Linked DNA regions of Mus musculus: region 2 is linked to region 1. The links are chromatin contacts, found by Hi-C or POLR2A ChIA-PET in ENCODE. All regions are on one chromosome and are shown on one strand. The core of a region is the stretch at or near the end of the contact, and the rest is flanking DNA. Distances in the headings are between cores, read along the strand shown. Region 1 holds the start of Gosr2 (golgi SNAP receptor complex member 2). Region 2 holds the start of Map3k14 (mitogen-activated protein kinase kinase kinase 14).

The links. Hi-C counts contacts between places; a loop is a spot of excess contacts on that map. ChIA-PET counts read pairs that join two places held with the same protein, here RNA polymerase II (POLR2A).
Region 2: a map of Patski shows a loop between it and region 1 (3-fold over the local background). The contact joins the promoter of Map3k14 here to the promoter of Gosr2 in region 1. A Hi-C loop is called at or near these places in 1 of 37 maps with a recorded cell type or tissue (Patski). POLR2A ChIA-PET finds 5 or more read pairs at or near these places in 1 of 5 experiments (Patski).

The regions. Positions count from the first base shown.
Region 1 is chr11:103,696,317-103,699,780 of GRCm38, forward strand. Gosr2 (golgi SNAP receptor complex member 2) reads right to left here and starts at 1,407. Exons shown (of 6, transcript NM_019650.4): 1 at 1,314-1,407. The coding sequence starts at 1,342. It overlaps C130046K22Rik (RIKEN cDNA C130046K22 gene), which reads left to right and starts at 1,408. Exons shown (of 3, transcript NR_102389.1): 1 at 1,408-1,556.
Region 2 is chr11:103,265,443-103,268,959 of GRCm38, forward strand. Map3k14 (mitogen-activated protein kinase kinase kinase 14) reads right to left here and starts at 1,959. Exons shown (of 16, transcript NM_016896.3): 1 at 1,896-1,959.

The DNA.
Region 1 (3,464 bases), core at 157-2,656:
ACTTTAAATAATCGATTTTATGTCAACGTACCTTCACAGTTAGAGATAATCACAGAATCAGTTCAAAGTTCTAGTGAGACGAGTATGTTCTGACACTGTTCTGTCAATTCAGCAACTAGCAGATTAACTCACCGCTCTGCTAGGTCCATGTGTCTTGCTATGGAAAGGATCCGTTCTTAGTAAATGAGGGCAATTTTCTGCCTCATTCCTTTTCCACGTGACTCACAGGATAGTCTTTTAAAATCTCTTCCTACACTTATTATATAATATGCAAATTGTCATTACAATGTAGTTTATTTTCCCCCACCCAAATCAAACATTTTGTTGACAAAAGTAAAAAGGGGGATTGGAGAGATGGCTCAGAGGTTAAGAGCACTGACTGCTCTTCCGAAGGTCCTGAGTTCAATTCCCAGCAACCACATGGTGGCTCACAACCATTTGCAATGAGATCTGATGCCCTCTTCTGAGGTGTCTGAAGACAGCTACAGTGTACTTACATATAATAAACAAATTTAAAAAAAAAAAAGGTAAAAAGAGAATAACCACCATCTTATTTCCATTCTTTTTGTTATGAGTTTCCTGGGGAGGCAGGATGACTAGTTTATGTCATTTTTCAGGCCCAAGGAATAAGATTTTTCAGTGCTGTCATACAATCAATAGAAAGTTCTTAAACTAACATAGGTATGTGGCCCCTCATGGTGTCTAGCTGCATAACACTGCAAGTTCCCAAAACAAAGGACGGTATGGAAAAAAAAAAAAAAAAAAAAAAAAAAGGACCCACCAAGGAAACTTAGTTATGAAAAGCTAATCTAAGACTCAATTTCAATTTCCTTAAGGCTAACTTGTAATCAGATATGACTCACAAAAATAGTCACTAGTTACCTGCCCGTCTTTGTGTCACAAAAATAAGTTCTTTAAATGTCCAATCAAGTACACAAAATACTTCTTTCGTACAACCCCTGACACTCCCACTTAAGCAATAGATTCATAGACACAAGCCTCGGCAACAGTTTTCTCTGTTCTCTAAGCTCTACCAACCCGGAGGACTAAGCTGGCAGGTGCTGGATCAAGTGCTGTAACCTAGGGGCGCTGCTTTCCCTTGCCAATAGGCAGTCACGGCTTGCGGCCAAGAGCTACCGGGCCCAAGCCTTCGCGCCCCGGCTCGATCCCCTTCGGCTAAGAGCATCGCACCAGGGGCTAAGAGATGCGGAGCAGCCCGAGCGGAAACCTCCACAATGACAGTCCCCAGAGCCCCGAGCCCTAGGGGCCGCAGCCCGGGCGGAGCCCAGCCCGCTCCCCGACGCAGCCCTCACTTGTTCGTTTGTTGGTATAGGGGCTCCATGACGCCGGCCTAGCCGGCCTGCGGCTTCCTCGGAACACGTCCTCACAACCCCACTTCCGGCTTCCGGTCTCAGGGCCCGCCCTGCTGAGTAGGGCGCCCGCGAGTGTGCCTGTCCCGTGGTGGTTGTGAGGTCGGAGACGGGGTTGCGCGGAAGGAAAGCGGGACGCGAGGGATGGGTGTGGCTCCGGGCCGGAGCTCGCGGAGAGCGGCGGGGGTGAGTTTTTTGCTAAAGTCCAGCTCCGGGATTGAATCAGGTAGCGGAGAGGACGGTCGCGAGGCACTGACGTCAGAGCCTCCCCCGAGAAGTCGCCGGCGACTCTCTACGTCGCTCTCCGCCCCGCGGTCGGGCTTGGCTTCTCCTTGGAGTGTGTAATTACAGGTCTGGGGAATCTCACTTCCTCACGACGCGTGCTTTTCCTGCCTCGAACTAGTCCGCCCACTAGTCTTCCCATCTCCGGCTCATTTTTAGTAAACCCACAGTGAGTGAGTGGTTAGCATATGACGTGGAACAACCAAAATTTCCCTGTTCTTCAAGAGGTTGGACTAGAGAAGGAACTACGATCTGTATACAAATAAACATTCCAAATAAGTACAAAGATAATGGTAGAACATCCAAATAAATACAAAGATAATGAGCTGGGCTGGTGTTGTGGTCAATAGGAAATTGTTTTTAAAGACATGAAGGGCGGGTGACATTTGGATTAGGACTTGGAAAGGTTCAAACACTTGTCTTCACCTAGGCCCATCTCATTTCCATCCATCTAGGTTCTTATCTACAGTTCCTCCCAAGGGAGGAGTTGTTCCTCTTCCTTTGGTGAGCTGAAGCTTGGATTTTCCTGTATCCTGCATCCCTCCCAGTTTTATGTCCCAAGAGACTGCCCGCCCATATTCATTCTTTCCCTAACATTACATTTCCCAGTTCCACTCCCATTTATTGAACATCTACTATGCACCATGCACAGATATGTAGGATAGGAACCCAGGTAAAACACATTCCTGGTGTTTCGCTGTCTATTGAGAAAGTCCTTATTTTAAAGCTGAATTAACAATCAACATTTAGGGTATGACTAAGGACCATTTGCCTGGAGAAGAGCAGTAGGGGTTCATGGATCAAGAAAGCATGGGGGGCCTTCAAGAACCGATAGAGGGTTTGTGGGAATGGTGCACTTTAGCTAAGGTTGAGTAGCGTGGGGGCGGGGCATAGATAAAAGGCTGTATCCTTAGTTTTTTAGTACTTTGCTGGTGAGGGATGCACAGGGAAGTATGTATATGTGTGCTTGTGTGTGTCTCAGTAGAATTGTCTCTGACTTGTGTGAGGTCCCAGGTCAAATCTTTGTGGGTCTTTGCTCTATAGGCATTTTGATTTTAAATTATATTACAGATTTATAAGAACAGGAAAAAAATAAGTAATAGGGGGAAAGTGCCAGTCTTCTCCTTTGTTTTCTGCTCAGCTGAGGTGCAGTGAGTAGCTGCCTCCATTCCCAGCACCATGAAGCTGCCTGCCACCATGACTTTGCTGCCAGGATGGATGGTATTCATTTTTATAATATTCCCTTTTTTTGTAATAAATACAGCAAAGATTCCTTATACTATCCACTGTGGGCCCAGTAACTATACCTGTTCTTGTCCTTTATTTTTGAATGTGCTATTTCTGACCACCATGAAAAACAAAAGAAAACAAAGCTGTTATTATTTATAATGCCACAGGTCTTCAGGGCCTGAATGCATCAGTCTCAGTAACTTTCCCTGCCTTTCCAATTCCTTGTGCCATTTGCTAGTGCTGACTGCGTTGGCACCCAGGATGCTGTGCACACTTCCCACTGCTGGGGATTACTGACCCAAACCATTACTGTGCTTTGCTAGTGAAGGTATTGCCTGTACTGTGTAACAGCATCCGCTGGTGGCTTCTCTCCTCACTGTGACTTGGGCCTGAAGAGAAGCTCCTTAGGAGAGAAAGAGTTTCTTTTGGCTCACAGTGTGAGAAGATACCACCCACCATGACAGCAAAGTCATGGTGGCAGGCCACTTCACGGTGCTGAGACTGTAGGCAACAATTCACTACATCACAGCAGACCAGACCACAGAAAGGAGAAGACTGGCATTCTATTGGCTTTCTCCTTTT
Region 2 (3,517 bases), core at 709-3,208, 430 kb before region 1:
TGCCAAGAATGAATGGCAAAACCAGGCAGGTTTTTTTTTTTTTTTTTGAGATAAAGGTTCATTTGGCAGAGTCTCTGTCTGTGGTGCCACTCCCACAAACTCTAACAGACACCAGAGGCAAACAAAACAAAACAAAACAAAACAAAACAAAACAAAAAAACCAACAACCTTCAGAACTGCTCCATCCACCCCAAAAACAATCCGAAAATGACCTGAAGCCTGAAGCCTGATCACGTAGTACTATTTGATTTCACAAACTTCTGGTATGTATTTCTGGGTATGTACAGCTGGGCACTTATTTCTAAAATTAAAGTCAGACATACTAACTATTATTATGAGCTGTTCTGAGAAATTTATCACACTCTTCCAAATAAATCAGGATGTCTTCTTTCTTTCTTTTTCCTCTCTGGTGCTCTGAGACAGGGCCTTGCTATGAAGCCCTGACAGGCTTCAAAGTCACAACAAATCCTCCTTGTCCCAGCCTCCCAGTGATGGATTACAGGTGTGTGCCACCATGCCTAGTTTTCAAGATGTCTTAAGGGCGTCTGAAAAACTCATAAAGCTGGCATCCATCCAAAGGAATTGCCTTTGACATCACTTTAAATACAAGAGGAAATACACACATACATCATAAGCAAGTCAAGAGTCTTCAAAGCATCCTCTCACATTAACAGCAAAAAGATCACCCCAACCCCCCCCCCTTTCTCTATCAAAGTTAGGTTATGCTGTTCTTATTCAGGGATCTGGAGAACTCACCCTCACTCATGGCTCTGAGGCCACAGACGAGGCATATCATCCCTCACACCTGGTTCAGGTACTTCGCTTACCAACTGGACAACAGTCTATGCATCTGACCACACCTACCACTAAATGGGAAAGTTACTAAGCAAAACCCTGCAGAACTGAAGTTAGGAAACAATCCTCTAATCTTTCAGAGAGACTATGTTTCTAGATACTCGCCAGTGTTCCGAAGTCCACTGGTCATGGTGCCACTCCTCGTTCAGTTCATTCTTTTAGCGCCCTTAATCCAGTCATTAGTGTTCATTGTCTCCAATTAACAACAACAACAACAACAACAACATGTCATTAAGACACTGATATTTGAAACTTTTCTCCACTCATCCACTTGACAGCCCATGCACACCCCTATCCATCCTTTAGGGCTGTCAGCCATCTTTTAATCTCAACTGGGGGGTGGGGAGTGGAGGGGGGGAGGTCTGAAGTTAATGAACATGATGAGGTTCCAAAGCAGGTGGGAATCTCTGCCTCAGACAAATGTTTCTTTTCACTTGGTGACAGGTGGCTGAAAGTTGCCAGAGCCGGGAAGAGCTTCCAGGACGGGACTAGTACATATAAACAGATTCCAAAAGTTCCGAGTAGAACACAGAATTAGAGAAGGGTAAGGACCATCGAGGAGGGAGGACAGCACCATCAGCGACTAGCATTGCTCTACTGAGTGCCCAGAGCAGTGATCCTCTCAGAACAAGTGATCCCAAGCAGTTCAAAGGGAAAGGCTGCTCATGTCACTGCTAGGGCAGTGGAGCGATCACCTTCTCTTGGGGGACACTTAGGAGCCAGGTCTGCCAGTAGGGCGGCTGAACTCGATGGCACGGATGTTGGGGAAAGGGAAGCAGACAGTACCCGCGCGCGTTCCGGGCAAGCGTGTGACCCGTGGGTGCGCGGCCTGGAGGTTCTAGGCGAGCACGGCGTTTCGAGCGTGGCGCTGATGGCGCTGAGCGTGCGAGCGGGTTAGACCGTAGTCACCCGGCCACCCCTCCCAGCCATCCCTCGTGGACAGCCCGGCTGCAACCCAGTCCCCGCCTGGGAGGCGCCCCTTCCCCGCCCGCTCCCTCGGCGTCCCGCTTTAGGACTCGGGGTTCTGCCCAGTCACCTACCGGCGGAGCGCCGTTGTCCTCAAACAAGCGAGTGTGGCGCTTCGCTGGCCAGCGATCGCTCCGGGCCCCTGCTGCCCCTCCTCGACCACGCCCCCGTGCCTATCCCCGCCCCGGGCCACGCCTCCCCCCGTGGCTGCGACTTTGCTAGCTTCCCGCCTCCTTTCTTTGGCCGCACCGCGACCCTTGATCCCACCCATTCCTATAAGTTAGCCAATAAAACGCCTTGATCCGGTCGGCCTGCCGGCCACTCCTCAGCAGCGATTGGCTAGCGAGGCCTCCCCAAAATGGGCACTGTTTCCGGCCAGGGTATCCAGCGCCGAAGGCTGGGTGGATGGGCGGTCTGTAGGCGAAGGAGGCCAGGGTGTTGGTTGAACTACACATGCGCTCTCGCCTTCTGGCAAATCTTACGGGCTGCATTCTTTTTGAGGTTACGGGAAGGAAGGGCGACTGTACGCATGCGTGGGCATTCCCGGCTTCGGCTTTGGTTACCTTGGAGACGGCGGGGCGCTCTCGCTCTGAGGTCTTGGGTTTCTCTGCTTTCTGCTTGAGGGCGAGGCTGCTTCGTGGGGGCCTGGTGGGGCCAGAAACATTTTTATGGAGCACGTAGAGTGAGCCCGGTTCTGTAAAGTGTGTGGAGATGAGGTTGCTCTGCCTACCCTCGAGAAGTGTGGGGAGCCAAAGGCCTATGTAGGACAGACCGGGTGTTGAAACGCTCTAAGGGAGTGTGCAGATGTGGTACAGTCTCCTTCCACCCCGAGAAGCTTCATGGTGTGTGTGCTGAGCACGGGATCCATTCTAAACTACAGAGTCAGGAAGACTTGGTCTTTGAAAACGTGCTCTCTACAGTGCCCTTTTTATGGGGCCGGGAAAGAGTGTAGGGAATTTATGGATTTTTTTTTTCTTTTCTAACTTTGCTAATGGGCTTCCTACTGTACCACAAGCTTCTGTTTACTGGTAATAAGAAATTACAAATATGTGTTTTTTAAAAAAATGTTTCCAGAATAAAAGATGCGCTGCGACCTTAGAGACTCTGCAAGGAATCCTAACTGCAGATGCAGGGACTGGTGGTATGGTGGGAGTGGCAGCCATATTCTTGGCTGGTTTGAGAAATAAGGAACGGCCTGTCTGGAAAGGTTTGAGCCAGGGCCAGACCACTGTCTGCTTGTGACCACTTTGCAGACCTAGCTTCTTTCTGGAGACAAGTTCAAGCCGACATCTGTTGTTGGACACCGAGAAAGGCCATTCATTTAGACAATGTGGAAACCCCACAACCTGGCCTGCATTCAGGAGGCTGAGGCAGGAGGATGACAAGTTTGAAGCTAGTCTGAGCTGCATAGCCTGACTTCTATGTGGAAACAAAGCCAACTAGATGAGAACCTGAGAGACTCACCCCTCTCCCCTGGGCCAGAAATATGTTAGAGCAAAGCCTGCAGTTGCCCATAGTCCATTGTTACGTTAGTGTCAACCGTGTCAAGAGTTGTCCCTGGAAGCCTTTCTGGCTGTGACTTGCACTGAGCCTATACTTCAGTATATGCAGAACCTATATGTCAGTTTCTGGGACATATCTTGCTAGTGGCCAGCTGAGAGATGGTAAGGCAAGAAAATAAAAAGGGCTGGGGGCC